2 separate regions of the Homo sapiens genome follow, and region 1 is linked to region 2. Evidence: chromatin contacts called from ENCODE Hi-C or POLR2A ChIA-PET data. All regions are on one chromosome and are shown on one strand. The core of a region is the stretch at or near the end of the contact, and the rest is flanking DNA. Distances in the headings are between cores, read along the strand shown. Region 1 overlaps LGR4 (leucine rich repeat containing G protein-coupled receptor 4). Region 2 overlaps LGR4 (leucine rich repeat containing G protein-coupled receptor 4).

The links. A loop is a pair of places that touch in the nucleus more often than their neighbours do. ChIA-PET counts read pairs that join two places held with the same protein, here RNA polymerase II (POLR2A). Pooled maps may share reads with other maps.
Region 1: a map of CD8-positive, alpha-beta T cell shows a loop between it and region 2 (4-fold over the local background). The contact joins two enhancer-like sites. A Hi-C loop is called at or near these places in 20 of 168 maps with a recorded cell type or tissue (CD8-positive, alpha-beta T cell, Caco-2, Calu3 and 14 more), 2 of 37 single-sample maps with no recorded cell type and 7 of 50 pooled maps. POLR2A ChIA-PET finds 5 or more read pairs at or near these places in 11 of 52 experiments (A549, A673, Caco-2 and 8 more).

What each region holds. Positions count from the first base shown.
Region 1 is chr11:27,452,697-27,457,756 of GRCh38, forward strand. The region is part of intron 1 of LGR4 (leucine rich repeat containing G protein-coupled receptor 4); the gene reads right to left. Among named protein-coding and RNA genes, the nearest start is that of LGR4-AS1, 17 kb to the right of the region's middle. Within about 2 kb of position 3,680, at least 3 of the 41 ENCODE cell types and tissues checked have a DNase peak (open chromatin) inside an H3K27ac peak, as active enhancers do; they include PC-3 and PC-9, where a contact is called at or near this core.
Region 2 is chr11:27,393,381-27,398,699 of GRCh38, forward strand. The region is part of intron 2 of LGR4 (leucine rich repeat containing G protein-coupled receptor 4); the gene reads right to left. Among named protein-coding and RNA genes, the nearest start is that of CCDC34, 33 kb to the left of the region's middle. Within about 2 kb of position 2,353, at least 9 of the 41 ENCODE cell types and tissues checked have a DNase peak (open chromatin) inside an H3K27ac peak, as active enhancers do; they include PC-3 and PC-9, where a contact is called at or near this core.

The sequences.
Region 1 (5,060 bases), core at 2,430-4,929, 61 kb after region 2:
CACTGCAAGCTCCGCCTCCCGGGTTCACACCATTCTCCTGCCTCAGCCTCCCGAGTAGCTGGGACTACAGGTGCCCGCCACCACGTCCGGCTAATTTTTTTTTTTTTTTTGTATTTTTAGTAGAGACGGTGTTTCACTGTTGAACTTGGTTTTAATCACTCAGCCTTAATACCGTTGAAAACTATCCATAGTCATGTGTATCAATAGTTTGTATACTTCTGTGTAATAGCCTGTTGTATTGACATACCAATTTATTCTGCCACATTGACTTCAAACCTTTTTATGTTTTTTCTTTTATCTTTTATTTTCTTTTTTAATGTTCCTACATGCACAGTGACTTTTATGTTTAATTAAGTTGTCACTATGGGGTAGGGAGAAACCTTTTTTTTTGAGACAGGGTCTAGCTCTGTCGCCCAGGCTGGAGTGCAGTGGTGCGATCTCAGCTCACCACAACCTCCACCTCCCAGGTTCAAGCAAATCTCCTGCCTCAGCCTCCCGAGTAGCTGGGATTACAGGCGCCTGCCACCATGCCCAGCTAATTTTTGTACTTTTAGTAAAGACAGGGTTTCACTGTGTTGGCCAGGCTGGTCTCGAACTCCCAACCTCATGATGTGCCCACCTCGGCCTCCCAAAGTGCTGGGATTACAGGCGTGAGCCACCACGCCCGGCCAAGAGGAACTTTTTAAATTTTGTTTTGCCATTGCTTAAGATGGATTCATATTCCTATAGATATTGACTAATTATCTTAATATCTAAATTTCATTCCAGCCTTCCCTGGCTACCCTACTTTAACAGCAAACCACCTTCATCTTGCTTTATTTTCCTTGATGGTATGTAACATTACCTGACCTTTTATATTCATTGTGCTTATTTACTGTCTACCACTAATCCCCCACCCCCCTGCCAGGTAAGTTATAGGAATGCAAGGATGGCATCAGATACTGTTCAATTCTGTGTCCCCAGCACCAAAAACAGTCCCTAACACATCAGACACTTAATAAACAAATGTTGAACAAATTAATTTTTAAAGTTCTGACTTATTATCTCAGTAAGTAATTATTATTTTAAAGTTGAAAGAGTACTGATTCTGTAAACCAAAAATAAAATTCTAAGGGCCCCAGCCTTCTGAATGGAACCCTCCTCTTGGCCAAAGGCATTCCAAAGTTAACCTGAAAAACTAGTTCAGACCATGATGGGAAGGGGAAGTTGGACATGCCTCATTATATCCTACACCCTTTTGGAATTTAGTAAGAGCCAACCAGCATTAGCATCAACACAGACCTGAAGACTTATAAGAAACATTTATAATACAATCTATTCTCTTTGAAGCCTGCTACCTGGAGGCTTCATCTGCATGATAAAACTTTGGTCTCCACAATCCCTTATCATTGGAACTCGGACATTCCTTTCTATTTATTCCAGGCTTTTAGATAAAAACTAAACTCTTTCAGCCAATTGCCAATCCGAAAATTTTTAAATCTACCTATAACCTGGAAGCTCCCTGGCTTCAACTTGTCCCTCCTTTCCAGATCAAACCCATGTCATCTCACAGGTATTGATTGATATATTATGTCTCCCTAAAAAGTATAAAAGTAAGCTGTACTCCAACCACGTCTTCAAGACTGTCTGTGGCTGTGTCACAGGCAAGTCCTTAGCCTTGGCAAAATAAACTTTCTAAATTGATTGAGATCTGTCACAGATACTTTTGGGTTGACAATTCCATGAACCATTATACAAATATTTGTAGCTCTCAAAGAATAGTTTGAATAAATAAAATTATTGGCCGGGCACAGTGGCTCATGCCTGTAATCCCAGCACTTTGGGAGGCCAAGGCAGATAGATTGCCTGAGGTCAGGAGTTCGAGACCAGTCTGGCCAAGATGGTGAAACCCTGTCTCTACTAAAAATACTAAAACTTAGCCAGATGTGGTGGCATGCACCTGTAATCCCAGCTACATCAGGGGCTGAGGCAGGGGAATTGCTTGAACCAGGGCGGTGGTGGTTGCAGTGAGCCGAGATCATGCCACCTGCTCTCTAGCCTGGAAGACAGAGCAAGACTCTGTCTCAAAAAAAAAAAAAAAAGCAAAATTATTTGCATTAAACATTTTTATTCACCTCCACAAATTATCTCCTACAATTTCAACAAAGTACTGAGCCCATGGAAAACTGGGAAGACAAGGAAGAAGCACAGGAAATTTTATCTTGTCATCCAACAGACACAAGCCACAGCAACACAAGTCAAAAGTCTTACTAAATGTTAATATTAAATTAAATGTTAAAGATTAACACAGTCAAAGAAAGGACCATCTCTTCTGATAATGCTCTTCCACTTGCCTTCTCTGTCTGTCTTTCTTTCTTTTTTCCAGGTCTCACTTTGTCACCCATGCTGGAGTGCAGTGGCACCATCATAGTTCCCTGCAGCCTCAAATTCCTGGTCTCTAAGTGATCCTCCTGTCTCAGCCTTCTGAGTAGCTGAGACTACAAGTGTGTGCCACCACGCCAGGCTAATTTATTTTTTGTACAGATGGGGTGTTTCATTTTTAACATACCCTGGAGCACTATAAATGATTCTGGTCAAGTCATACAACTAAATGTAACTGGATTTCTCCCCCATTAAATGGGGAATTTGAGCCAGATCAACTGCCAGCTCTTAATAGAGAAGTACACAAAGAAGGGAGGAAAAGTCTAAAAAAAAACAACAACAAGAATTTGGTGTTATGATTTATGTGACTGAAAAGTTTAACAAATAATAACTACCATGTCTATAAACAGGTTAATATAATATACACCATTGGGAGAAACTGACTTTTTGCTTTCCCCATGGAACGACATAGCCTTTTTGATGGGTGGGCCATAATAAACAAGAGTTTTAGATCCACTGCATTAGATGACCTTTAAGATCCTTTCCAAATCTACATTCTAAGGAGCTGAGAACACTTCAAGCACAGAACAAAACAAAACCTCTCCAGAATTAATTCCCCATCTACATAATGAGAAGTTTCCGATACCTAAGACATGTACAATGGATGAACGCCTACATTTAGGAAGAGCACTGAAAGATACTGTTATACAGCCCACTCAACCAAATAACCCTAGTCTATAAAAGCAAGATCCAACACCCTACCTGCAAAACCTCTCATTACTAGTGGTAATAAGTCCTCACTTGCCATGGTTTCTCCATCTCTAAAATGGGGAGAATAATAGCATTGCTTTGGAGGCCTATTGGGAGGATTAAATAGATAACACGTGTTACGCACTTCATTTAGTGCCTGGCATTCAATAACATTATTATGAGCATCTAAGTTAATAACAAGAGGATGGTGATGATATTATCTGAATGGCAGGACAGACCAGAGAGCTCTTCATGACTAAGAATGCAACATAAGTGAAATGAGAAAGCAAAATGCTTCCAGGGGAAGAAGACAACCTTTAGAATCACCAAGCAAATGACTGTTTAGCATGAGGCTGGCTATCACCAGTACATTCAAAATTAAAACTGTGGCCACAGATTCAATCATGAATAATAGCCCTGCTGCTAAAGGAAAGAGCACACAGATCCAAATGGGAACCCATCAAGTCTGTAAAACATTAACAGCTTAATAAACATCAGCTCACACCATCAACACACAGTGTTCGAGTCAACTAAAGAGTACCAACTAAATTAATACCAAGTTGACTAAATGAAATGCCTTGGGGGAGAAAAAGGCTCATGGGTGATTCACTTTTATGCTGACTTCCCTATAAAAACATCTTCAACAGGAGAGGCAGGAAATTCCAGTGAGTGAAAGGGGGCAGCTATATGGAAACCATCATACTGCACATTTTGCTTTTTAATCTACTGCAAAGTTTTGGTTTAAAGGAGCACATTCAGAAATTTGCTCCTTTAGAAACAGAAAAGTGAGTCTGCTAACAGATCTGATCCTCATATACCATGTAAGTGAAGTCCACGGAAGAAAGAAAAAGCCAGTCAAAAAGCATATGACTGATACTTTCCAGACACACACAAAAAAACACTATTAACATGGGAAATGATGTGAAAGCTTTTAAACAAGTATGTATAAAAAGCAAAAAGACCAAGTTAGAGATACTTTTTAAAAGTTCTGCTATGAATAACAGACAACTTCATTTTACACAACAGATTTTGAATCTATTGTGTAGATTTTTGACTCTAAATCAAGTCATAGTCTCCCAGTGTATGCAGACATATAGATGTATGTGTGCTTTTTGGGTACACATTTTTTTCTGTTCTGATTTTTTTTTCCTGTAATAACCTGTAGCTTCTCACCATTTTGTTTCTCATTTCACCTGTTCCTCTTCTGATAAATTGTCAAATATCTAAGCAAACTACAGGGATGAGCAAACTTAAATATGGAACACCTGAGCTTCACAAACTACCACCCACTAACTGTGGGATATTTGAACAAGTTACCTAATCCTTTTAAATCCCAGTTTGCTCAGTGATAAAATGGGAATCCTGCCATGGACCAAGATGGTTACTGTGGAAATTCTAGTTAGCACATGTAAAATGCATAATGTATAGGTAGGCCCAGCAATTCTTCACTAAATATCCATTTTTTAAAAAAATCAGACATTCCAAATATGAATACATTAATAATTCAAACTTTTTTCACTGTAAGCAAAATGCTTCACATTAGGGTAATTTCTACAGGAGTCTCTGGCGGGGATTACAGCAACTGCTAGGTATCATAAAGGGAGCTAAGAATTCTTCTCTTTTAAAAGCAGACATTCTCAGCATAGAGGAGTTTAAAGAACTTAAAGAAAGCAGACATTTAAACAAAATCAGTTTTTAACAGCTTTTGCTAATACTACATACCATGCTAACAATATATTGTGACTATAAGTAATTGGTGATAACAAACCTCACCACAGTCTAAGACATTAAAATTGAGACCAACATTTTCTTATAAACATACATTTACCATATGACCCAGGATCTCACTCTAGGTATTTATGCAAGTGAAATAAATACCTATGTTCATACAAAAACTCTGTGTGAATATTTATGGTGGCTTTATTTATAATAGCCAAAAAGCTAGAAAT
Region 2 (5,319 bases), core at 1,103-3,602:
TCCTGGGTCCTGGTTCTGTCAGGGATACTCTCCTAAACAGCTAGATTCTGTAACTATGTATATATATATTTTAATGCTCTCTTCTACACATGTCTCAGGACCACATAGTCACCAAGTCCTCCTTTAAAATTCCTCTGTTAAAATTTATAATTAAATTTTTTAATTTAAAAAATATATAAAACTTAACATTTATAATCCCTCCTTTAAAAGGTATGTATTTCCACTATTCTTCCTATTCCCTCCCTAAAAACTCTGCATCCCTAAGCCTTATTCATTAATTCATTCATTAATTTAAAAATGAGTACCTACTAAGTGCCAGACACACAACATCTTTAGGTTCCCCCACTTCTAATCTGTTCTACTTGTATATCCTGATTTTAGGGATACAAGAAAGACACTTTACCAGCCTTAAAATGTGAAGTCACTGTGGCCTGAAGCTCTACTTTTAGATGCATTATTTTCTCTTGAAGTGGTGTTCCAGTTACTAATAAAATGCAAATTGCCCTGGGAAGTGTAATCCTTACCTAGCATTAACACAGAGGCGATTGCACTGAAGATTGGGGGGGGGGGGGGGCGCGGGAAGGGGACAGAAAAGCAAACAGCCAAAAGACCCAGAAACCAAAGGGGTAAGTATGAAGAATTATTTCTTCAATGGCAAGAATAACAATGCCGGATTCTCAGGCGATACCACCAAGTAGCACAGTTCATGCTCCTAAACTAAATTCTTCCTAAAAAGTCCTCCCACCATACACTTTGTTTCTTACAAGGCATCCAAGTACCTAAATTCTACACTGCATTGCCTTTCAAGGTTTCCCCATAACCCAGGCTCACAACAGCTTGCTTTGTGCTGTCAGCCTTGTAGCCTTCACCTCCCAGGGCTCACCAGAAGTAAAACAAGAGACCGAAGAAGATGGTTTTAAGGCCTCTTCAGTTGCTTCCATTTTAAAATATTTCTCTTTAGCAAATCCTCTTGGTTCTAGACTAGCCAGCTTTATCACTACATTTTTTACTTACTTATTTATTTTATTTATTTATTTTTTGAGACGGAGTCTCACTCTGTCGCCCAGGCTGGAGTGCAGTGGTGCAATCTCAGCTCACTGCAATCTCTGCCTCCTGGATTCAAGCAATTCTCCTACCTCAGCCTCCAGAGTAGCTGGGATTACAAACGCCCACCACCACGCCCAGCTAATTTTTGTATTTTTAGTAGAGACGGGGTTTCACCATGTTGGCCAGGCTGGTTTCGAATTCCTGACCTCAAATGATCCGCCTGCCTTGGCCTCCCAAAGCACTACATCTTTTAAATGTTTCACCTAGCAACCTCATTTGTACCCCCTTAAACACCCAACTGCAATGCTGCTCCTCTTGAAAGCTTCAGTTCTTATAAATGTGCCCTATGCTTGAACACTCGGAGCTCATAAACTTGGGTCACAAGCTACCGTCTACTGGTTGTTTCTTGTACATTAGTCTTGTGGGCCAAGTACAAATGCCTTCAAGAACAGGATGTGCATCTCAAACTTCTGTTACCACCCACCAACATGCCAATTCATGAAACAGAAACTGCTTTCTCAGAAGCTCCTCCTTGAAAATGCTCACCATTCCGATGCCATAGCATCCCAAAGTCTACCTTAGTGCAAGCTTGGTACAAGCAATCTCAAAGGGACCCCGGTCTCACCCATTAAATTCAACTGATAATGCTCACAGCTGTAATGCAAAGTGCTTAAAAGGTCACATTTTAAAAGATCAAATTGCACCATAAAAGCCATAAGAGGCAGTAGCCATCTTTCCCCAGGGCCTCAGATAGCCCTGTGACTGCTCTTCCAAGTGTTAAAAAGCTAGAGTCCTCCAAAAAAGAAACACTATAAACAGAGTAAGGCTGTTACAGGATTCTTATTATTCTTTTGTCTCTAATATTAGTTGTGAATGTCCTTGTATCTATGGGCTTTCCTTGAGTTCAGCCTATTGTGCTGGGCTCATAAAAAAAAAAAAGTATTTTATAAAGTAACAAAGTGGCAAAATGCAGAACACCTGATTATCTTAACTTGTCAACAGAAAAGAGTGTTTGACCACATTAGCCAAAATATTTGCTTCCTTTTCCCAAATCTCTGCCCGTTTTATAAACCATGAGAAAACTAAAGTCACCTAACTTCAAAAAGCATTCTCTTTCTCCTCTATTTATCTTTAATATAAATGACAAAATGAGCTCTGCATGAGGCTTATCCTGAAATACAAGCCAACGATCTGGAGAAATAAACACTACTAGTATGTGGTGGACAGTGATAATGCTGTCCAAGAGGACACTCTACTTTGATTACTTAGTTTGTTAGTAGAGTAAACATATCCTGTGGAGCCTTCAGGAATGTATCTACGTAAGTTTACGGAGCTGCTGTGTTAATGAGTAACAAGCACAGCAGCGTGGTAAAAGCTCTGCAGCTCCAGTAATTGCACCCGCCAGAAGCTCTTCACATGTTGCTTATTTTATGAGCTAGTATTTCTTATAGTAAACCTTGGGGATGCTTCATGTCTAAAAGCTCAGATTCAGAAAAGAGCAAAGTAAATAAATAGCAAGGTTAGGAAAAAAATCCCAAATTCTTTGGAAGAAAAAAACTATACGCCTACAGTAGTTGCAGACACTGTGATACTGATAGCTGGTACACAAACATTCTTTCATTTTAATCATCTCAAGACAACTGCCCTGCTTTTCTGAGTCCCTGAGTGGTTAGGTGACTTGGCATAAGTCACACTGCTTGTACATGAAGGAGCCAGCATTCCAGTTCTCTTGCCCGGCTGGCTGAAATACTTATCCACTTCTACCTGTATTGTGATGCCTCTGGTAGTCACCAAAAGATTAGGAAATAATTCACAGAAAAGGTGGGGCAGAGTGGACTTGAGCAAGTTAACAGCCTTGTCTGAGTATCAATAGATGTCACCTAGCAGAATAAAGCTAGTAAGGAGAGACTATGCATTAGGAGCCCAGAACTGCAGTTACGGAGAAGTTCCTAACAGACCTACAGTGCCATCCTTCCCATAGCCAAAGATGACCAGCAAGAGGGGCTGAGAATGGGATTCCCTGAGTGCCCAAAGGTAGGGCATGCCCTAAACTCAGTGAGACTTAGTTAAGGATACATACCATTCTCTGTTGTTTGTTTTTTATTATTATTTTTTTTATTTTTTTAGGCAACTCCGGAGGAAAAAGAGGTGGCTGATCCTGAGCAGGAATTTGGCCCTCTATTAGCAAAGACCAGCCACTTCCCATTCCATGCCTGGGTTTGCACTTCTGTGCTATAGCCAACAGTTTTCGTAGCTTCTCACTACTTCAGGACCTATTGGCTGCCCTCAGAAAACCTTTTTCATTGACTAAATCTTGTTATTTATATTTTTCTTTTTGTCCCACAAACAATATTCTTTTACTATTTTCCAGTGGCTGTGAAATACTAAAGGAAAAAGATAATTAGGGTGAAAAAATAAGAGTGAAAGTGGTATGGTTTTCTGTTTGTGAAGGTGGAGAGTCCCAGGCATCAGTTCTTTCCCCTCCGTGTTCTGTTTCCAAAGACCACGAGAGTGTCTCTCTGCAAGGTTTCAACCCATCCACTCTTTGACTCTTCCTGTTATCACCTGATTTTTTTTCCTCCTGGACTACTGCCATGAACTTCCACAGGATTCCTGTCTCAAACCACTTAATCTGAAAAAGCACAATTCTAAGCATTTTCCCAAAGGCTCTCTTTTCCCCTGGTGCAACTAAGCACCGTTATTACATCCAAACACACCATGCATTGCCACCTCTGACTCTTGGCTCACACCATCTCCTTCACTTGAAATACCCACAACTCTGCCCTCTACAAACTGAAGCCTTGTTCAAGTTGTCCAAGTAGGGTACGCTACCACCGGTATGAACTCATGATATCACCTTCCTTTGATTCCACGGGTACCTTAGACAAAGCTATCCCATTGGGTGCATCTTATTCTGCCTTTAGTTCCTTTGTACTGCTCTGATCTTCTTCAATGATCTTATATGTCCCTCATGAGCAGGGACTAGGTCATCTTTATTCTATATTCCCTTGTATGACCCCTTACAAAGACAAGACACTTGGTATTTGCTATAATGTCTCCGCTAAGCCCCATTGTAAGACTCTGGATTTGCAAAGCTAATATTACTACTAAAAGGGTGAGAAAGCTTCCTGATTATTTTCCCTTTTCTGCAACTTTTCTTATTTCATTTCTACTCCCTCACTCTCCTAACAGGAAAGAACTACGTGGCTAAAGTGTCGAATGCCAGGGCAAACATTTTATTTCTCGACATATGCTGGAAGCATATTTTCTTAAGGAAAGGTGGGGAGGAACTCTAAACATGGGAACATCAGTCCACTGGTCCACAGTAGTATCTCAACACACGCTGTGTTGTGCACATGATCACACAGAATTAAAACAAGTCTAGCAGGATTTCAAAGGGGACACCGTTTACCTCAAGGCAACTCCCACTTACTCTGTTTGCTACAACAGCCCCAGAAGCAAAGAGAGCAAAGACAGAGAATGGAGAGAAAGAGAAAGGGCAGAGGAGAAGCAAAAAGTAATCCTCTAGATTTCCGCTTTCCCACTGGATTTGGAACCATTCCAGGAAGCGGCATACAAGTGGCTCAGTGTGCAATGTCTCTATGAATCTCTTTTGTGTGCATTTATTATTCATAAAGACCATGGATTGACATTAGGGGCTCCTTCCAGGGAAAGCTTTTTGGAAAGCAAGAATTTTCAATAATATCCTTGACTCTTAATGCATATATGACCTGAAATTTCCTATCTGCTCTCCCTTCCAGCAGGGGGAAAATGCAGGAACTGCGCTGTCTTAAATATGGGGCACTGGTCAAGGGTGTGTGTGAAGGACTAGGCCACATGTCAGATGGTAATCTGGGCCAAAGTTAACTCCTTCATGAAATGCACTGAGCGACACTAGAGTTTCTTCACTTAGGAAGCAGCTTAAAAAACAAGAGAGGCAAGTGTGAAATAGAGAATTTACCAATTGGTGTTATTTCTCTGAGAAATGATGGGACTTAGGTTTCTTGTGGTCTATTACAGAAATTTCATTGTAGCCTTTTGGCTGGAATTCTAGCCAAGAATTAGTGGAGTAAGAAATACCATATATACACTGATTAGACATATGGACTGAGCAGCAGGGAGGGCACATGAGGATTCAGTGGCTTTCAGCAGCTGTTGCGAGGAGACGTCGGGCAGAAAAAGCAGAGGGAGACTACAGCAACTGTGCACACAAATAATAGAGTGCTTTCTTACTAATGGCAATTTCCCTTTCCCCTTATGGAGAGGTTGAAG